Linked DNA regions of Homo sapiens: all the other regions are linked to region 2. Evidence: chromatin loops called from intact Hi-C (ENCODE). Cell type or tissue: PC-3. All regions are shown on one strand. Each heading gives the region's core, and the rest is flanking DNA. Links, peaks and the distances in the headings are about the cores only.

What was found. Hi-C counts contacts between places; a loop is a spot of excess contacts. Peaks named below come from ENCODE experiments on the same cell type or tissue, not always from the same donor. Only the 100,000 strongest peaks of a DNase experiment are listed, where the experiment ranks them.
Region 1: a loop joins it to region 2, with 9 times the contacts of the local background. A loop is called at or near these places in 2 of 110 quality-filtered maps.
Region 3: a loop joins it to region 2, with 13 times the contacts of the local background. A loop is called at or near these places in 2 of 110 quality-filtered maps.

What each region holds. Positions count from the first base shown.
Region 1 is chr5:103,804,510-103,812,282 of GRCh38, reverse strand. The region is part of intron 2 of LOC105379107 (a long non-coding RNA gene); the gene reads right to left. Among named protein-coding and RNA genes, the nearest start is that of NUDT12, 250 kb to the right of the region's middle. In PC-3, for the core only: a CTCF peak has its summit at 3,627 (motif pointing left); a DNase peak (open chromatin) is centred at 3,612.
Region 2 is chr5:104,341,406-104,349,178 of GRCh38, reverse strand. No RefSeq gene overlaps it. Among named protein-coding and RNA genes, the nearest start is that of NIHCOLE, 260 kb to the right of the region's middle. In PC-3, for the core only: a CTCF peak has its summit at 1,884; a DNase peak (open chromatin) is centred at 4,158; H3K4me3 peaks cover 916 bases; H3K27ac peaks cover 2,321 bases.
Region 3 is chr5:103,578,855-103,586,627 of GRCh38, reverse strand. No RefSeq gene overlaps it. Among named protein-coding and RNA genes, the nearest start is that of NUDT12, 20 kb to the right of the region's middle. In PC-3, for the core only: CTCF peaks have their summits at 3,880 and 4,084 (motif pointing left); a DNase peak (open chromatin) is centred at 4,057.

The DNA of each region.
Region 1 (7,773 bases), core at 1,312-6,311, 540 kb after region 2:
TTGAAAGGAAATTCATATTGGGGTGTGGTATTTGATTTTAGGCTCATAACTGCACATTGGAACAATGAAAGACATTTTCTTCCCATGAAAAATTGTACCTGAAAGACTGATACTGAAGTACTACAGAGAATTTAGGAAATTGGCTTGAGTTATTTTTGTTATATTCCTTCAAAATTTTGATATTATAGCTTATGCTGTATTTAAAATAGTGTAATTCCTATTTTTAAAACAAAATGACACAACTTTGTTTTCTCTATCCCATAAACATTACTTTTCTAGAGGATTTGAGCCACACAGCTATAGATTTATATTTAGATTTGACAGATTTAGAGTATGTGGTGTTTAATTTCTAGAGAGGGATGTGCCATGTGATGAATAGGACTGGGAACCTTAAATATGTTCCCGAATCCAACTTGGATGTTGACAAGGCCTGGATTAAGAAATGTATCTTCCTTTAGAGTTTTCCTTTCTCAGGTAAAAAATCATAATAGCTCTCCAGTTTAGAGGTGACTTTAATGCTTTTATTTATTATTTGTTTATTTATTTATTTATTTTTGAGACGGGGTCTTGCTGTGTCTCCCAGGCTGTAGTGCAGTGGGGCAATCATAGCTCACTGCAGTCTTGAACTCCTGGGCTCAAGCAATCCTCCTGCCTCTGCCTCCTGAATAGCTGGGACTACAAGTGTGGCACCACACCTGGATAATGCTTTTAAATTTTTAGAGTGAGTAAATGCTTTTAAGAAAAAATATATCATATGCACACACACATACATACACATAAAATGTGACAAAGAGGTGAATCTATACCTAGGGCTATACATAAAACCAGATGCTGCAGCATGTTTAAAAATTGAACTCTGAAATCACACTGCTTAAGTTCAAATCAGATTTCTAAGCATTACTTTATGGTGACCTTACACAAGTTACCTAACTTTTCTGCAACCTCATTTCCTTATATGAAAAAATTTCCATGTCCCATATAAGTTGTTTTGAAGGTGAAAAATGTTAATATATGTGAAAGCACTTAAAACAGTGCCCAGCTTATAGTCAACACTACATGCAAATTTTAGCTATGATTGTCATTGTACTAATGCACATGGAGCAACTTAGTTACCCCACTAGAATATAAACTTAAGCTATCAGACAATCTAGATAAAAAATATAAATAAAAAATAAAAGCAGTAAGATTGTATGCTTGTCTTCATCCAACGAAATTACTATTACAACTTTAATGTATTACTTCTGCTATACTTATATCTTCTATAAATGTTCTAAAATTTATCAAATTCTATCACTTCATGTGTTCTTTACTGTTTTGCTTCCAACAAACTACCCTCCCCCCTAAAAAAGAAAATAAAATGAATTGCTAGGAAGCTTAATCATCGTTATCTAAATGATTTCTATGTCTGAGTAGGGTTGATAAAATAAGACCAATGTGGCTGGGCACAGTGGCTCACACCTGTAATCCCAGCACTTTGGGAGGCTGAGGCGGCTGGATCACGAGGTCAAGAGATCAAGACCATCCTGGCCAACATGGTGAAACTCCATCTCTACTAAAAAAATAAAAAAATTAGCTGGGCATGGTGGTGCACACCTGTAGTCCCAGCTACTTGGGAGGCTGAGGCAGGAGAATCTCTTGAACCCAGGAGGTGGAGGTGAGCCGAGATAGCACCACTGCACTACAGCCTGTCAACAGAGCGAGACTCTGTCACACACACACAAAAAAGACCAATGTCATTAAGCCATCTCATGCTTAGAACTACATGCTTAGTTCAACAAAATTAGAACTACAGGAGCTAGAGTAAATACATCTGCTTTATTTTTGAAGAAGTATTATTAAATGTATACAAAGTCTTATGGAGAAGGAGCCTTGTTGGGAGTGTAAACCTGAGCTATATGATTTGGAGGATAAATATAAATGTAAATTCTGTTATTCAAGTAGAAACATGGGTATCAGGATGTGATTTACCCTTAGATATTATGTTACTAAACAAGTATCAATTTTTAAAGCTAAAAACCCAAACCCATAAAAAGCATAAACATTTCCAATTTTTCCTGCAGCAGAGTATCTTTCAGAGTTTTGCTTTATATACTAGTCATAGTGGTATACATATATTTACTGGTTTATTAGGACATCTCTGGTCAGGTCTTCCTAGTATGCTTATACTGGGAATTTTATATTATTATTATTACTTGCAACCAATCCCTACATCTGCAAGCATGGAGTTGTAAGACCAATACCTTTTCCTGAACAAGTTAAAAAATACAAAACTTGTTTCAGGGCTTGGCAACTATCTTGGCATTTAGCTTTCAATTCAAATGTGATTTTTATGTTAACATATATATTGGAATTGAAATGTTCAGTATTTAGTTGATTTTAAAAGTCAGAAATTTACTAACCCATTTACTACTTATCCAATTATATAAAACATGCCTTTTTTTTTTTTTTTTTTTTTTAATTCTGAGTCTCTCTCTGTCGCCCAGGCTGGAGTGCAGTGGCACGATCTCGGCTCACTGCAAGCTCCGCCTCCGGGGTTCACGCCATCCTCCTGCCTCAGCCTCCTGAGTAGCTGGGACTACAGGCACATGCCACCACGCCCAGCTAATTTTTTTTGTATTTTTAGTAGAAAAGGGGTTTCAGCGTGTTAGCCAGGATGGTCTCGATCTCCCGACCTCGTGATCTGCACGCCTTGGCCTCCTGAAGTGCTGAGATTACAGATGTGAGCCACCGCGCCCGGCCTGAAGTTTTAGTTCAATATCTTTCTGAGATTTGAAATAAAAATATATTATTTACCAAAATAATCTCAAATATGTTACTATTTTAGAAAATATCTCATTATAAGTACCTGTTAAAGTTGTAATTTTTTAGGCAACAAAATTCATTCAAATAAGACTCAAAATTTTAATATTATCATAGAAAAGAGAGACTATTTCCAAAATCTTGGACAAAGAACAATTCCCTCTATCAGAGAACATTATCTTCATCTATTTTACTCTACTAAACAGCTTGGTGGAAAGAGATGAGAGTGAAGAGTGGCCATAAAAAAGAGATACTCTTTCAGCCAGCTAGTAAGTTAAAATCGTGTATTTATTTGAGCACCAAAGTGAAGCCATATTGCCCTGCTATCTGACCTAACTTTGAATATATACATAGAACATGTATTTTAACTAATAGAAAATCCAGATGGGTCAGCAGTTAGAAGGCTGGGCAAACACTCAAAAGGTAGCAGGGACCTAGTTGTCAAAATCAAGTTGATAAGTAAAATTCTAGTAATTTGAAGGTAAAAGGAGAAGGGAGAAGGGAGACTGCCAAGAATCCAGCCCTTCATGGGCACTGCATGAGGTCCAAGACAGAAATGCAGGCATGTAGGAAAATAAAATTCAGATAAGGACTGGAAAAATATCTTCCAAGATGATTTAATGGTAAGTCTCAAAAATTAGACCTCTTTAAATACCTGCTACCCAAGGTAAGGAATAGACTGTAGATAGCAACGAAGCTACAGCTATGGGTGAAGGTCAAATGGCGCCAATTTGAGAAAAACTTCAATGTCTTTTGACATCCTGGAATGGAAAGCTTGCTTGGCAGAATACTACTCAATGGAAAGAATACTAGCAGCATCTAGTGGCTGGCCTCTGTAAGTGCCCCTGGGCCTAGGTCCTAAGGTAGAAAAAGTGAGATCGTAAACATGGTGAGCTATTGATAGACTTTAATGTATTTCTTATTTCTAGGAGAATGACAGTAGAAGTAAGGGCAATTGTCTACACTACCACTTTCAAAGTATCATGGGAAACATAAAGAAGCATAAGGTATTCAAATAGTTTAACAGAACTCTGTTCCTGCTATAATTTACTCTGTTAGACCAAATCAGCAAAGTATGGCTGAGCATACTTACCTTTTCATATTTTTTATCAATCTACATATAGCATTAAAGTAATAAATAATTAATTTAGAAAGAATAACCTATGACATAATTCCTGTGCTCAAACTACATATGGTTATAGAGCCTGCTTGGATTCTACTTCCAGATCTACAACTGGTATTTTTCACTTACTTATTGCTGAAGTAGTCTCCATATTGTAATATTACATGGAAGAAGGATTTTCTTACTGTTTGGTATTTACCGTTTTAAATTATTTACGCTTAGTGATCAATATATGATTTTGATCAAAATCAAATGGTGATCAACATGATTTATCCTAAATGTTCTGAGAATCATTAAGACAAATTATTTGGTAGAAGTATTCTATTGAAGAAACAACTCTATGACAATTTTGCCAAATATCTGGGCATGATAGGGCATCAGTGTAGTTTTTCAAAGGAATGCACATTTAACAAAATATCAAAAGGATCTTAAGTGGATGGAAGAATCTTCTAACAAAGGAGTGTTAGATAGCTGAAAAAAATCAGTTAATTAAGCTCCCCTTTAAAGATAGAAAAGAAATAGAAATTACTTGAATTTTCATTTACTTGGCTGTTTTTAAAATATTAACAAGTCAGTTAAATCTCACCTCTAACTGCTATATTAGAATTTAGCTTTGATAAATAAGGATCATTCTTTTTCTGAATGCAGCAGAGTTGCAAGTTTCTTGTTAAAGCCTTTTAGAAGGTAGTTTTTTTTTTTTAATTCACAGCTCACTTCTCTTCTTTTCTTAATTAGTAGCTTGAATGTGATTTTCCCTTTTTAAAATTGAGCAGGCTGTGTTGCTAAATGGTGTTTTTGACATTCCTGCACTGGGGACAGATTCAAAACAGAGGCAGAAGACAATAGAGATTGACTACATACTTCATGGACCCAAATCGAGGCAAATGCTGGTAATTACAGGAATTCAGCAACACTTTGTTTGCTGGCATCTGTACTTGGAAAAGCAATGAAATAATCATGGACAAATATGATGTGAAATGTGTTTATGGAGCAGCATGTTTTATTAACACTGAGCACTGCGGAGAGATAAGCACCACTTGCTAATTTTAAAATTTCTATGAACTGTGGCAATTAAGCCTAATAATTATTTAAAGACTATAATAAAGATGAGACCATTTTGAACTGCGTTTAGAGAAAAGAAAAAGTGCTCAAGTTCAGTTTGTATGATACATCACCTATGCAATTTTTCCTATCTGTTATGATTTGAAATGGGAAACATTTCCTGACACATTCCCCTGAAATTTAAGGATTTATCAGTTTTCATTTTGCTGCTTTGTTAATTTTTTCTTGTTTTTGTTGTTGTTGTAACTATTTACTGGGAGTCTTTTGTACCTAGATGTTAATTTTATAGAGTGTTTCCAAACATTCTGGGGGCCATCAGAAAACAATAGGTCTAATTGAATAAAGCATTAAATATATTAACTTTTTCTTTCAGAATAGCAATTTTTCCACTTACAGATTATAATAAATAACAACAGGAAAGGCAGTGATTTTTCTGAGTCCTTTAGTGGCAAACTATTTCCAAAGTTTCAAAGAGACTTGTTAGAGCCCTGGGCAGAGTACAACACTGTCTTTCACTGTGTTAGCCCAGTGATAACAAAAACAGACTGGACATCAAAGCAACCAGAACGAACGCTGCAGGATTTAAAACACAAACAGACAGGAAATTGAATTACTGATCATTAATATTTATTTTAAAGAAAAGTTTAATATATTTCGCTTAATTTCCTGTGGAGAAAACAAAACATTTTATTCTCTCTTTTTGCCCCTCCATATTCTTATGCTATCCTTTGCAATTCGTTGTCATTTCTTGAGTTATTTTAAAAGATAAACTTGCACATTTTACTTTGCAGCATAATAAAATTAACGAATAGCTATGTTCTGAGTATAAACAAGGGAATGCCAAGGTTCATTCATCTCTCTTCTTCCCTCACAAAATAAGTTTATTATGGCATTTATACTGAAAGAAAATCATTTCTTTGGCACAGAAAAGGGATGCTGCCAATAATTACTTCTGAATCAGATTTCTGTCAATAGAAATGGAATATGATTGCCCCACCATCACCCCATAACAACAACAACAACAACAAAACCAGATGAGTTGATTAGCAACCCTGTGTCTATTGATTACATTCTTCTTGAACTGTCAGCAAGATCATTCCAAAATGTTGGTACGTATTCCCTAGTTGCAAAAGCAAATTCTGTAAAAAGGAACACGGAAAAACGGATTGTGTCAGTAGCGTATTTTCAATGCCTCTCTTTTTTATTTGCACTCACATAGCTGAAGAGGAACAGAGCTGGCTTTGGGCAGAAAGATGAAGTAGGAAATTTACACCCAGCTTTTTTCTGTGGTCTCTAATCTTCCTGAGTTGTGAATTTATCCCACTTCCAAACCTCCAATCCCTCACTGCCCCCACCCTCAACACATATACTTCAAACTCTCCTCTTTGTTTTAAAGTTAAAGGCTTAGAGCAATTTTTGACTCCCAACACAAATGATTCTAAGTCAAAAACTGATTTTTCCTGAGACGTGCATTTTAATTCAAATTTCTGTTTGTGGAATATAAAAATCATGTCCGGTTAGAGACAGGGAAAGGTGAAGTTATTGTTCAAAGACAAAAAGGTAAAGCTCAAAGTGGGAATAGGTTAGATTTCTGGGATGAAGTTCAGGCAGGTCTTTTTGTTTTGCCAAAAAAAATTTTACCAGCCACCTCTCAGACTGATTCTGAAGGCAAGCTTAATTCAGTTGTATCAGAGAAATGGGGAAAAAAAAAACAAAAACAAAAACAAAAAAAGTGTGCAGTACATGTGGGAAACCCACACACTTAATCTCATGTTGTCGCAAATTCAATGGGGCTCGTCCCATTAGAAAAGAAAAAAAAAGAATAAAAGAAGGAGGAAGGAAGAAAGCAAAGAAAGAAAGGCAGGGGGAAATTACTCCTCACCAGGAGCTATGAGGCTATGAAAGAAACATGAAGCATAATATGTTTCTTCCAACTCTAATAGACCCTAATTCCTGAGTCTTACTCAGAAATTAGTTCTGAAGTCTGTTAACATGCAGAAAATCATGTAGAATCCACATTACATTGGATATGTCATAAAATTATTATGTCAATAATTTTGCTCAATTACATATGTTTTCAGTAAATTCAACACTAACCCTTCGTGGTCGTTTTTTCCCCTACAGTTTTCAAGTCAAGTTACTGTCTCTTAGTTGAGTACTGATGAAGTTTAAGAGTTATGTTGTATGGAAAATATTTGCTTTGATCCTTCTCAGTGTTGCGATGTGCCCACACTGTAAGAGGAATGAGGCAACTGAACTAGAGAGAAAGTAGACTCATAGCTCACATTGTGCTGTGCACAATATTACTGAGTGAAGTAGCTGGCAAAATTGCTTACATTTATAGCCATGGAATCTGGAAGCTGCCCTCCTAGAAAACTGGCTTATCAGCCCTGATCTAGCATGGTGATTTAACTATTCCTCCAACAGAAGCCACCCACAGGTTCTTGACTCAGAACTCTCTTTAAGGCAGTTCTAAACCTTAGTCATCCAAGGCTTTTAACGACCAAGACTTTATCTATTTATTTGTTTATTTTATTTTTTGGAGACTGAGTTTTGCTCTTGTTGCCCATGCTGGAGTGCAGTGGTGCAATCTTGACTCACTGCAACCTCCGCCTCCAGGGTTAAAGCAATTCTCATGCTTCAGCCTCCTGAGTAGCTGGGATTACAGGTGCCTGCCACCATGCCCAGCTAATTTTTTTTTTTTTTTGTATTTTTAGTAGAGATGGGGTTTTGCCAAGTTTGGCCAGGCTGGTCTTGAACTCCTGACCTTAGGTAACCCACCCACCTTG
Region 2 (7,773 bases), core at 1,640-6,639:
GTATTCTCAGGCCAGATGCTGTTGTAATAAACAAAATAAAGCATTTTATTATAATTAGTTATTAAATATGAAATATATTTTACTAAATTGAATTTCTTATTAAATATATTCTTTTTATTCTGCATTTTAACCTAATATATTAATTTTTAATTTAACCAATTATTGAAAAATAACTGATACTTAATGGGTATTATATATTATACTAACATGCAGATATACCAAAGAGTATTTAGGTTATTTCCAATTTTGAACTATTAAAAATAGCATCTGGATATTTATTTATTGCTTTATTAAGTACTAATTTAAATATAATTTAAGCTTTTCTAGAAGACAACATAATGATCTTTAACTTCAATTATTATATAAGATGGCAAAGCAGATTATGCTTCTAGCCAAGAATTATTTAGCTTTCTAAAACTATTCTTACACTATATTGCCTGGAATTTGTTGAAGTGCCTATGTGTGATTTTTTTAAATCGCTTTTTTGATTTGACACATAATGTATGTTGTATCACTTCATGTTTTCCTGCGGGCTTGCCTACAATTTTTTATTCATTGCTTTTAATCCACTGAGGGTTTAAAAGCCAAACCACGAGGCTTGATAGAACTACATGTAAACATAAATGTGTGACCTTATTGAAGAATTGGTATAATGCTTAAAATTTTATTATATTGCTTTGTAAGATATATACAGATGTACATATACACATATATGTTATCCAAGTATACATTCTCAGGTGTATTTGCATCAATTTTATATATTCTTATGCTTTGTTTGAATTGCTTTAGATTGAATGGAAATATTTGAATTGGTTGAAAAGGTTTATAATAATCATTTAAATTTGCACTTATTATAATGAATGCTTCAGAGCTTGATAAGGCTTGGCTCTGTTTCCCCACCCAAATCTCATTCAGTAGCTCCCATAATTCCCACATGATGTCGAAGGGACCTGGTGGGAGATGATTGAATCATGGGGGCAGGTCTTTTCCATGCTGTTCTTATGATAGTGAATGGGTCTCATGAGATATGATGGTTTTAAAATTGGGAGTTTCTCTGCACAAGCTCTCTCTTTGCCTGCTCCCATCTCTGTAAGATGTGACTTGCTACTCCTTGTCTTCTGCCATGATTATGAGGCCTCCCAGCCATGTGGAACTATAAGTCCATTAAACCCTTTTTCCTGTATAAATTACCCAGTCTTGGGTATGTCTTTATAGGCAGCATGAAAATGGACTAATACAGAGGTATAGGACTAGTACAAATAGCTGCCTGGTGATTTTAATAGAGTTTAATAATTTTCCAATGGTAAAGTTCTTTTTGGGAAAAGGTGTAGATTACTTTACAACTTCTATTGTCTAGTCATAGAAACACATGTTTGAAATTACTTTGAGAATAATCTGGAAGGTATTTAGAAATCAAATTGTATTAGATAAACCAAGTTGTATTTAAGTCATTTATGAATCAACATGTCAGTATAGAACCTACTGCTTCTTAAGAAACATGAATGAAATTTCCATCTTCTTTTTAACATTTTACATTCTCTAGGCTTTAGTAATGACTAAAGAAAGCAATTGTATATGAATTATGCTTGTGAAAACATTCTTATGCAACCACAGTTCATGGTAGCAACAACCATCTTATACCTGTCCTACTAAACTGCTGTGACATATAGCAGATACTTGGATAAATGGGTAAATTGTGCATCTTTAATAGATTCCAGAAAAGATGCTATCCTACTAAAACACTTTTTCATAAAGACCTGAAATGAGAAACATCACCACATTGTCTTTAACTTCTATTATCATATAAATGCTTGCATATAATTTTAGTTCGAGACACATAAGATGAATTTAATACTATCCAATGCTTTGTGTGGCTTTGCTGCCCCCTTAAGACAAGTAAACATAAATAAAAAGCTAGTAAAAATTTAGTTTCCTGAATTATTTAGACATCTGTTCCTACATGTCTTCAACCTGTGCACACACACATGCACACAGACACAGAGAAACTCAAATGAAGAAATTGATTGACTAGCAATTATTGGACAATTAATCAGTATTTTGCTCGATTCTGCTGCAAAATCAATGAAAATACTACTTTTATTTATTGCTCTGAGAAACCCATGTTGTTCTCTCAAGGCAACTAATATACCAGTATATTTAAGTTTGATAAAGTTTGAAATTGAGTACTTATATTTGTCTAATATAGTTTTATGATCTTTCTTGAGGTATGTCATTGAGGAACATGATAGCATATTTTCATTTTATGCCTTAATTATAAAAATTAAACTAATGCCTTTAATATAAGCTATAAACTTTAGCCATCTGAACAAAAATATATATGCCTCATAAATGTTTTGGTAGCTATTATTTCAGGAGATGAAATAGCACATTTAAGATAATGCATAATACATTCTAAATTAAAAAATCAAAATTATGTTAACTGCTTATAAATTTTGAAAGGGGGCAGGTTACAGTGTGATATTTGCTATTGGATTTACTTATAACAAATATTAGAATAATTCTGGGAAACATTTATAACAAATATTATTAGAATAATTCTAGAAACAATTTACCTTTTAAGCTAGATGTTCTCTACACAGCCTATTAAATTTTAAGAAAATAATATTTTTGTTTTATTTAAAAGAAGTAAAATAATTTAATCAGTAAATAAACATTGAGCAAAGCATTATAATTGAGACTGAGTTACTGTAAGTCATCCCCACCTTTATCAGAAACATGATCGAATTCTGAAGAAATGTGATCTACAATTAATAAGACAAACTGAAATTTTCCAAATTCTACAATATGCTATAGTTATTCTGGTAAAATTAGAAACCAGGTTTGTCTTATTTTTCCTTCAGCTTCAAAAATTTAGCCTATTTTTGATATAAATGGGAATATTCAGTAAAAATGAAACAAAAGACACCATGTTTTTTAAAAAGTTAAACCTTTGTAACTTTTATTTTGGTTGATGTATACATGGAGTAAATATTAATAAATTTGAAAGTCACTCAAAATATGTAGTTCATTATGATAAGTACTAAATTTAATGTTGTATGATGTATGCTTTTTTTAATTGCAACCACAGGATTTAGGCATAAAAGCAATTGCAACTTATGACTGCCAAAACATCTCCTTTGTCATTTCTGCTCTATTATCTAAATAATTCTGTCATGAATGAAAGGAATGTGATTTATATCTATTGCTCAAGCAGAAATATCTTCAGAATAATTTGCTTCATAATTTCTTGCTGAAAATGAATAGAGTGACTTAGAAAGATGTGTGTGTGTTTGTGAGTGTGTGAGTGTGAATGTGTGACTTGAGGAGGTAGTACACTGAGCAGAGCTAGAAAAACAGTAATGTGAAAGTTCTCAGAGTGGAACATGTCGACCGGAAGGAAGGCTCACTCTTCAGAAAGTTTGGCCCCTGCAAGGGGCTAGAAGGCCAGAATAAGCCTGATTCATAATGGTCATAGGGATTGATGGTGGAAGTCAAACTAACTTGAATTATAGTTGTCCTGGATTTTCTGATTTTTAGGTTCAATCCCTGTGGTGAAACCACTATCTCCTTACTGCTGTCATTGCCTCTCTCTTATCATGTGCAGAAGATTAAAAACGACTGTCAGAGCTGGGCATGCCCAATAACCACAGGCAGGCTTTGACTGCAAGCAAAAAGCTATATCTATTCCCCTTTACATCTGCATCAAGTACCAGAGAGCAATCAGATGCATCAGCGGGAAGCCTCACCTCGCTGTGAATAGACTGACCAGTTCAAGCAGGATGATTTCTGCAATGCCGTGCCAGAATGTGCAGGGCAGTCAGTGGGCTTTTCAGCTCTACCACTAAGCTGATACTCCTCAAAATGATCTGTTAGTTCCCTCCGTGGCTGTTTCATTTTCTACACACAAAATTTTAATGACTCAGTTGTGAAATCAATGTATTATTTTGTATGAAAACAGTATTTTTTGACTCACAATTATTTATATGGTTAGTATAATGTTTACTCAGATTTTAATATATGGCAGTCCTTCCATCCTCTGTTTTGTTTTCCATGGTTTCAGTTACTCACCATCAACTGCGGTCTGAAAATATTAAATGGAAAATTCAGGGAATACACAATTCATAGGTTTTAAATTGCACATTGTTCTGAGTAGCGTGATGAAATCTCATGCCCTCCCACTCTGTCCTGTCCAGGACATGAATCATCCCCTTGTTTGGCATATGTCCTCAGAGGATCACCAGGAGCTTAATTCTAAGTCACAATGCCTATGTCATTCACCTCATTCAACTTATGATGTAGGCATTGTATAATTTTATATCATCACAAGAAGGGTGAGTATAATATTTAGAGAGAGAGAGAGAACACATTCCATATAACTTTTGTTATACTGTTATACTTTTTCTATTTTACTACTAATTATTGTTGTTAATCTCACTGTGCCTAATGTATAAATTAAACTTTACCATAGGTATGTATGTAGAGGAAAATATATAGCAGTACCTATAGGGTTCATTATTATCCATGGTTTCAGGTATCCAATGGGGGTTTTGGAATGTATCCCCCATAGATACTAGCTGCATATATGATAAAAAGTTTCTGTCATTGTTTCAGTAGTGAGAAGAAGAAATAGCAAAGAAACTTCTTAAAATGGAAATGTAAAACATATAAGTCAGAGCCAATAGCCTCCAGAATAGAAAATACCTTTCTTTGTCTTGACCACCGTATTGGTCAGACTAAGATAAATTACATTGTGGTAACAAATGACCTCAAAAATTTTAGTGAAATTCAATAGTATATGAATTTGTTTCTTTTATCTCCCTCATGTTATATATCTATCACGGTTCAAATGCTTTTGTATCAAGACCTATGGGACAATCTTATCTCCATTATTGTTGAAGGAATCAAAGATTGTAGAAAAAAATGATGACTCTTCACCACCCTGCCCAGAAGTGGCAAATACTTCTTCCATTCATATTTCACTTGTCTAGCAAGTCACATGGACAAAATTGGTATCACTGGAGTGGGATGAGCATCATCTTCACAGGAAGGGGCATTATAAGTCACAGGGCAAGGTGGCCATGCCTGACATCTACAAGGTGAGAAAATATATTTTTTCCACAGGGAAAGAAGAAACCTTTGAGAATAGTAATATAATTGTTCACAATCATGAAGGTGTCAAGAGAGTCAAGAAATAATTCCTAATTCATGCATATCAGGACAGGATCCTACATGTCAAGGTCGGTTTGGATTTTGAAGGAACACAGGTTAGCTAGATGACTATAAATTCGTGTCACAATTTGAAGCTTAACACAGAAATGTTTGAAGAGAATCAGTTGAATCTGGGTGGCATTTATGTTACCAGGAGCATGCTTGATATGGTAAGTGCCAAAACTCTATTTTAGGAGCCCTAGTATTTAATAGATACATGATTTGTGCCTAAATCTCTCTTTTTCTTTACGGTCTTTAAAAAAGTCCTTTGGTAGTTTAAAATGTCTTCTATGAAAGCAGTTTTGGTGTACTACTGGGGCAGACAGTTAAATGGTGAATTGTGCATCCCAGGCAAACTGCTTGTTAATGGCAGAGAAAACGAATGAAAGGCATCAAGAGAAAATAAATTGCAGAATGACAGAGCTAGTGCCACTTGCTCCACCTACTTTATTTCTGGAAATCCTTCCTGTGTTAAACATAAGAAAATGTAGGTTTGATTTTATTAATAGAGGCAGCCTACCCTTGCACAGCCTCAAGGATTGAAATGGACAGCAGAAGCATGTGGGGATACATAATTTTAAGCATAGCATTTTATAACATATTTGCATTTTTGAAATGGTATTTACAGAAGATTAATGAAAATGTATATATATTTTGGCTTTATAATAATTATTAGAAAATATAGGACTCTCGTAGCATTTTTAACATCTCTGTATTTAAAACAATGACTGACAAGGCATAGGATATTATAATTTAATTGGCCACATTAAAGCAAATTCAAATAGAAAAGCCTATTTTTGTGATCTTGCTTTTTTTTTTTTTTCCAATTAGAAGTAAACTCAGGCTTCTATCACCTCCAGGCTCGAGGTTCTTATGAAATCTGACAATCATTTTCATTTTCATCAGGGCCAAACATTTTCAAGTGCTAGTGCTCAGGGAGTTCCCTCAGCAGAGCTCTGTTCTACCCTCCATATCTTTCAGGTTTTAATCCTCTTTTGATACAGTTGCTGAATGGAATGAAGCTCATAAAAATGAAACCTGGGAAGGTCTGTGTATAACTCACACTGAGGAGTATAATTGAGCTTAGCTTTTCACACTGTTCTAATGATATGTATTCGGTTTTCTTGATGAATAGAAAACTTGGAACTATGAATCCAGGCTATTTTGCCAGAAACATAGATACTTCCCAAACATTCATATCATGATAAATAGTGCATGTGTCTGTATTAGGCATTTGGAAGGACAACTATGTAACTTTTAAAACAAATACATATATTTTATATTTATATATATATTTGTTTATATTTATATTTATATAACAATTATATATTTAACCTTTAAAACAAATGTGTGTGTGTGTATACATATATATTTTATACTTAGCTCTGCACTGATCAAATTTTAGTTTCCAAGTTTTGAATAGGCAAGTTTTGTCAAATGAAATCAAAGGCACTTCACAACAAAAAATAATAAGAATATTAAAATGTAATTTCATATTTGTACTTTTTTCATCTGATTGTAAACTTGTGATTTTATTAAGAAATAAATATCAACAAATGAAAAAGTGTTATAAATATGATTAAAAGTTTGATATGGAAAGGAATATGTTTGCATCAATATTCCTTAACATAAAATGCTAATCAGTGTTGCGTAGAAAATATATTATTGTAAAATTCATTTTTTAAAAATGTGCTCAACAAATATTGCTGAAGAACATCTTATGTAACTATTTTTAATACACATTATATTTTTCAAAAAGAAGATGTACATTGCAGCATTTCCCAAATTCCTCAGGCCTTTTCTTACAAGATTATCTTTGCTACAAAACAATCTTTGGTAAACACTAGTTTGGAAAAATATTATGTTCAACCACATTTCATATCCATTTCTAGTGATGACACTCCAGCTTGGCTTCAGCTCTAGATATTGGAGAGGCAGGGAGTATGTGAGAACCCCTCTGCCTCAGAGAGGACATGGAGTGTTGGAGTTGGGTCAAGGATACTGGGAAGGTCTGGACTTAACCAGGAGTGGTTGGATTGAATATTCTACTTTATTCTAAGGCAGACCAAGTAGTTTCAAACTTTGTCCTCTTAACTGGCATTCTTATTTCTCTAGAAGTAGACCTCAACCTTCAAACCCAGACTAAATTGCTCTAGCTTTTTATTACTTTGAAATGATCTTACAAGAGCTTCAATGTATAGTAATTTCTACTTTCCTTCTATTTCTGCTGCATCCACCAGTGGTCTATACTACTTACTCATTAGAGCTTATTATATGGAAACCTGAGTTAAAATTATTCCATGGTGATTAAGAGGACACATTCTCTGGATTCACAGTTTGACTTAGAATTTTAGTTCCACCACTTATCAGCTACATAGTAGTGAATCCATGACTTAACCTCTCTAGTCCCAGTTTTTTTTTTTCCTTCAAAATGGGTATCAGATTTTCAATAGGAAAAATGAGATAGACAAACAAAATAGCCACAACAGTGCTTTATTAACTGGAAGAAAGAAGCATACAATTATGTGGTATCAAAGAAATTTTATTTTAGTATTAAATTGTTGT
Region 3 (7,773 bases), core at 1,312-6,311, 760 kb after region 2:
AGGAAAAATGTGAAAAGTTTTAATGGCAAGCTTGATGTCTGATTTCATGCTGTTGAGAGTGATAAGGAATCCTGCTTTGTGGTGAAGAGAAACAACAGATCAAACCATACAGATGTGGGAGGAGCTAGTATCAGTGCTTATGAGAATAGTTGCATTTCTATACAATTGTTTCTTTCCAGGGTGACGCTACACATTTTAAAATATTTTTATCTTGAAGAAAAGTATAACTTGAGCCCTCTAACAGTTTGAAGTTCCTAATATATGTTATATCCATATTTTTGTCAGAAAAGTATTTCAGAACTTATACATATATCCATAAAGCAACAACTTTTGTTTCAAAATAAAACTACTGATATTAAGTCCACAAAAAAGCATTAACCAACAGTGCAATAAATCTCATATAACTGGATAACATTATAGGAGATGTTATCCATTGAGGACATGGAAAATACAATATCTCCAAGCTGAAATAAGATAATATATAGGATGACGCTCCAAGTATTTAAAGTTTCTATCAATTCCCAAATTACAAAAGAAATTTAAAAATAAAATTTTGAGTGTCCACTTTGAAATATAATTATCTCTAACAGAAGACAATATAGAACCTACCAACATCTCCAATCCCTGCAAGGTAGCCATTTGTAGGGGTTGCTTATGCGTAATTCAATCAATGTGTCAGATGAAATGACAGCAAATATATACTTAAAAACATTAAGGTTATTAACAGCTCCAAAAATATTCTTTGTCTACAATTATATTTTTAAAAAATCTAAACTCCTAAAATTCATCTCTCTTATAATGCAGCCATGTACACTGTCTAAAATCCCGTTTATATTTCATAAACCCTGGAAAATGTGATATAAAGTTGCCAAGTGAATACTACCAGTACTTCATCTTGTATGGATTCTTTTACAATAATGATTATTGACAACTGAAATCTACTGTGTAAGTGTGAGTAAATTTAAAATATAAAACAATATGCTTTGTTAATGAGAATAGCAAATAACTCCTGTTAAAATGTATCCTGAGCTACAAAAGTTTGGGGGAATAAAACTTAGATAATTACTAATTTTCAATAATTTGGAGTTTCAAAGCATTCAAATGTATATTCAAAGACATTAAATATTAAATCCACTAGCACCAACAACCATTTAGGAAACTAGTCATGAGGGTTGTTTGAAAGCCGAGTAACCCAGGAGTCCCAAGCTATTGAGCATAAATTTCCAGGCCCTTCAAAATCCGCCATGCAACACTACTTTTAACTTCTTCCGCACTATAACCTTCTCATATCTCAATGATTATGCATTTAGCTCCCATTATCAGAAATAATTCCCTCCTTACCATAGTACATCATTAGGTACTGCGATTTATCACATGATAATGTAAACTGTTTGAATGGCATTCTTTCCCAATAGACCACCCTTATGAATTTCTTGAAGGCAGGAACTGAGTTTATTCATTTTTATATCTCTAGCACGTGACAACTGGTAGGTGGCAAAGCAACATGTTGCTTTCGCAGCCAAAAGATCATGATGGAGATTCATGTTTTAGTCCTAGTTTCAATAGCTTGACTTTCTAGTTTCTCATATGTAGACGTGGAATAAAACAATCTGCAGGATTGTTGTGAAATTGGAAGATATTTATGAAGTGACTAACCCAATGTCTGCTATATATAAGGCACTATTACATGTGCTCAATAAATGTTGGTTGAATTGATTTTTTACAATAGCTCTTTCTATTTATATATTAGCTCAAAATCTTTTCAGAATTCTCAGAATTCAAATCACCATCTTGTTCTTGTTCACTCATTCTCATATACCATAATTTAAACATTGCCCTCACTGTAAGAATAAAGAATGTTACTGTGTATTCAGGCAATTTAGGCATTTGAGGGAAGTATGTTCAATGCTTCCCAGAATTAAAATAGTTTAAAATATCCTCAGAAAGGGGAACTAAAGTTCAGGGCATTCAGCTTTATTTTCTCTTCCATTTCTCACTAAAAGGGAAAAAAATGCTTCAATATTTATAAGACTAAGAATAATGGATGTGCATAATTTTGCCTTAACATACATTTCTGCCTTTTAAAACCAGTTTAAACTCAGTGAAAAGCCAAGAACATAGACTTAATTATGCAGAAAAAGGATGCTTTAACTGCAGTGCACATTCAATAGACAAAATCCAAAGAAAGCAGTCCTGCCTCAAACGTTTACAAATCAATTCATTATATTGATTTGGAATGAGTTGTGCTGTAATTTAAAACATAGATTACCACAGGCCAAACTAAAGTTCTCTTTCTAAGGCACTGTCACTTGGCTGCACACATGACCTGAGAATTTTCAAGAAACAGTGATTTGCCTAACCTTATAAAAAGCTATTGTATGTAAATAATAGGTTTTAATGGAGTAATAATTAAAATGTAATCAAAGTTAAATTTCAATAGTATGCCAAAAATTGTGTGTTTCAGTTAACTAATAACTTCAATAAATCATTGATATCTTATTGAGAACAGGCAGTGTGCTTCTATTTCAAAATGATTTATTCCACATATAATGCATAGAATGTTTCCATTTCATTTCCTAATTTTAATGTAATCCTTGAAGAAAATTTTAAGATTCCATTCTGTCTTGTTTGTTTTTCGTGGGAAAGGCTGCTCCTTGGGGAATCGGTAATTATGCCTCAGAGTTCTATTGTCCTCCTCACACCTTTTGATGACTTGCTGTTTTATCTTAATATAACTTAAACATTTTATCATTTTTTTTTCACTGGTCAGTCTTAAAAGGTAGGAATAATAATAGCTGCTGCTACATAGTTCTCAAAAGCACTGAAACTATAGTTCAGGAAGACTCATTGAATTTTAATTACACATCTAGGAAATGGGGGTATGAGGCCAACCAGTTAATTAGAGAAATGGCTAAAATGCATGCTTCTTGGGGAGGACAGAATTTTTATCAGTAATTTTCTTCATAGTAAAATACAGAACCTAGTGAATGCAGGAGTCCTGAGAGTATAAGTAAATAAAATAATAATTTGCAACTGAGTTGTTCCTGAGACAGCCTGAGAATCAAGAGAGAATGTAACAGGATCTTTCTATACCATTAAGTCTCCTTCACTGAAATCCTTCCTGGGCCTCAGTTTCTCCATTGGAGCAATGATCTCATTAAACTACATAAGCTTTCAATTCTATGCTAACTTTAAGTGTTCTGAGTTCTTAATGTTAAATAATCATATTAGTAAAAGAAATCAACTACTCTGCTATTATCTGATATCTAGATGATATATGAACCTATAAATATACAAATATTTAAATAAGCCATATGTAAGTTATTGAAACACATGTACAGAAGAACTATTAAAATCCAAGAACATAAAACAGTTGTTGATATGACTTCCTAAAAAGTCTTTATTGTTTCTGGTAAAATGACACAAAAGTTGTGAAAAATCAAATACCTCAATGAAAACAAAAATTCCTTGCTTGTCCAGTTTCCTTTTCTATGAAATGAAAGAAGAGAATTGCAACAAATTACGGTCTCTGAAACAAATTATAACTAAAGAGCATTTTTGAAATTATTTCCATAAATGTCAAGAGCAATTTAAGCTTTCTAAAATTTGTTACCCTGGTGAATCAGAGTAGTTTTGCTTTATAAGAGCTTTCTTAAAGTTTGCCACAAAATTTCAAAATACATAACTACCTTTTCATCAATAGAAATAAATGTTGCTGTGACATTTTTCCAGCAAATTTTAACAGGATTCAAACTACCTTATCTTTCTAATTTTAAGTATTCACATTTTTTTTTCTGGTTATGGAATAAACCAGAAACAAGGATAAAACAAACCTATTTTTCTCAGTTATTTGATCTCACAATGATAACAAAATTCAGTCTCTAAACTAGTATTTCTAAATACATTTATCCATAATTTTCAACTGATTTCAAAAATAATTCTCAAAATAAATTGGAGATAAGCATAGGTATTTAAGGACTCCTTACTAATTGTATTGCTCCTGTGGTACTACTGAAAGACATCACTTTCTGAGCTGATTACGTACCAAAAGCACAAAGTTTGCTAGCACTGCCACCTGCTGTTGACTCTAAATCATTTTCCAGCATGTATAAAATAAATGGAATAGCTCCGGCAAAGTGGTCAAGAAAATAAGCATCCACACAAAATTTAAAGACATTTTTGTGTGCAAACCAATGACAACAGGCAAAGTTATACCTATGCTGTAATACATCTCTTCTCATAAGAGAGGGGCTTAATAGGTGACTGAAAAGGCCCCTGAGCCATTTTGGTTATTCACATTAGATTGAGATATATTTTTTACAAGAGCATTTTCCATGTGACAAAAAAGCAGGAGATGCAGTACAAAATAAAGTGAAGGCAATAAAGTTCTTCCAGAGGGAATTAACTGGTCTTCTTTTAGTTGAGTAAACCATGTTCAATGTATGTAGGGAGATAGAAGTATACATGTAGGAAGATATAAGCAAATGTGGCAAAAATTGGTGAATCCAGTTGAAGGATATATGGGAAATCACTGTTTTAGCCCTTCTACCTTTCTTAGGTTTACAAACTTTCTAAATAAAAAGATGGAGAAAAAAGTATAATGTTCTGATATATTAAATCCGCTTTACCAGTGCAGCTAAACTTCATGGAATTTAAAAGAACATTGAAATTATATTAGACAAGCTTAATGCACAATTTAATGTTTGAGAAAAATTGAAATACTTTTTTTAAAGAATTGTGAGGATTTCTTTCTTTTTCTCCCTTATTCTAGAGAAACAGTTGCCTTGGGTCTTACGGGAGATGGCTAGTTGTGTAGTTGGAGCATTGACCTAACACTGCCTCTGGGTTAAGGAAAGAACAAAGTGTATAAAAGAACATGACTATATCCAATAGCTGTTTCTTTTACAGTTTAACGGCTTCAGAACTCCCTGTTCATTAACTTTAAAGCTTTATCAGTGTGCTTATCAGATTTCCCTATCAACAGTAAGAAAAAAAAAATAACTGAAAACTTCTTTGAAACATATTCATGAAAATAATTATTTTTTAAAAAATTCTAAAGTTTCTTATTTTAATAAGAAATTTAACCTTTGAATAATAGACAGCTTTTGGATTGTCTGTCCAATCTTCTTTCTACAAATTTCTCCTCCTACCTCCCCTAATCCATAGAGATTAAAATTCTGTGATTTAAATTACATAGTGGGTCACTTACAGCCTACCAGCTGGTGCTTCTGTCTTTTGGGAAATCAGAATTGGGATTCAGAAAGGATGGTCGAGTCTTTGATGTTTTCTAAAGTTGAGACAGGTAAACTCAGGGGCTATGGTGCTGTCACTGAGTACCAAATGAATGAAAAAGCAGGGAAAAATGACCATTTGAAAAGAGCAAAGAAGGAAACACACACATAGAAATAAGGAAAGAAGAAAATCCAGAAAGAGACAGAGAGTAATAGTAATGCCTGACAACTTTCTAGTTCCACATGAACACAGCAGTACTTCTACCCGTAGGTTCTACAACATTCCCCTGTATCCATATAAACCCTTCTCCATTGTAATACACTAGATTGCTGTGGGATGTTATTTCTTGAAGCCAAAAATCTTGACTCCAATAAGATGTTAACATTACAAAAATACAGGGAAAATTTTGATACAAAAAAAATTAGAATCCCAGCCAACAATAAAAAAAGCTGAAAAATGTAGCTATTACCCATGAGATACAATTTTAGATATAAGTGTGCATGCACGTGCACACATGCACACACACACACACACACACACACACACAAAACTGAAATATTTATCTTAAGCAGGGTCCATGCCTAGGAATTATAATGGTGTTTGTAGTAGATTGTGATATTATTTCAAAATATTAACTGCTTCTCATGACTTGCTTTGGTCAGTCCAAAATAAGCCCAAGTGACTTGTGGCATTGCCAAGCAGGAACCTTAATGCCACCTTGGCTTTCCTTTCCCTAGACCATACAAGAAAGAACAACAATGTAAGGTTGTGTTACAATAATGTGAGACTGTGTTACATGTCAATCTGCAATAGACATATAACATGAAATCAATCTATTTTGTTGTCACTGAAATTTAGAGGTCGATTGTCACTGCAGTATAACCTGGTAAAAACTGGTACATGTCTAAAATATTCTCATTATTAAAATGCTAATGGGTAAGAAAGTAAATATTTCATTTTGAAGTCCATTTGTTATTGCTAATAAGCTTATATTTTAAATAAGCTCTTTTAATTTTCAAGGTATCCTGCTGTTAATGATTTTAGGGGTCTTTACACAAATTAATTACCAAATGATATATTTATCACTTCCTCCACGTTTTTAAGAATTGCCAATACAGTTATCAAAAATACATATTTCTTCTTAAAACATATTTCAAAAACATTCTAATTTTAGTATATAGACTATATCTACTAATTTTAGTATATAGACTATATCTACTAATTTTAGTATATAGACTATATCTACTAATTTTAGTATATAGACTATATCTACTAATTTTAGTAGATAGACTATATCTACTAATTTTAGTAGATAGACTATATCTACTAATTTTAGTAGATAGACTATATCTACTAATTTTAGTAGATAGACTATATCTACTAATTTTAGTAGATAGACTATATCTACTAATTTTAGTATATAGACTATATCTACTAATTTTAGTAGATAGACTATACTAATTTTAGTAGATAGACTATACATACTAATTTTTGTATATAGACTATACTAAGTTCTAATTTTCCAATTTTAGTATATAGACTGTACTAAAAACTGAATGTTATAAAACTTATTAAAACATATCAATTGAGAAAAAGGTCTTGACACATTTTATATGGTCCTTACTTATTATGAAAACAACCTGATGCCAAGGATTCTGAGTCTTTCAAATAGTATAAACTAAAGCAATTGTTAATACTTATCCTACTTTCTTTGTTATTTTATAACACCAGTGACTTTAAGTTCTTATACAATCTAGATATTAACTCTACTTTTGTGTAAGTACCTTTTTCTTAAGACAATGTCATTTTTAATAGAGTTTTGGTAACTAGAAATAGTTAATAAATAAATATAAATTAGACATGAGGCCAATTCTATACATCCTGCCACTATGATTAACTGTGTGACCTCAGGTAAGGCATTTTACTTCTCTAAGCCAGTGAGCCTTCATCAGAAAAATGAAGATAATTAACTGTACCTACTGCATAATGAAGGAACCAGATAACACAATGTATGTTGTAATCTCTTAAATGTATTATAATTATTATTACTTACAACTGTATTAACCCTACAAGATACCTTGAGATGACCAGAATTTATATATCAAAGGTCAAAATCCAATGCTATATAATGTATTGCTATAACTCCTTATCTAAAAGAAGGGCCACATGATCACAACAGAGGCAGCAGTGATGGTTGCATACAATTTCTACAAACTTTAGTATGTACTTTAAACTGTTCAAGTGCCAAGTCATTTTGGAGACTAGGAGACTATCTCTACTTCTTTACTAACCCCACCATTACAACCACAATAAACCATGTTAATGAGAGAATTTATTCACGCAATTCACTTTTTAATTCTAGGTGCTCACTGAATAAACACTATCCCATCTCTTTTTTCTCTCTTTTTTTTTTTTTTTTTTGAGATGGACTCTCACTCTGTCACCCAGGCTGGAGTGCAGTGGGGCGATCTCCGCTCACTTCAACCTCTGCCTCCCAGGTTCAAGTGATTCTCCTGCCTCAGCCTTCCAAGTAGCTGGGAT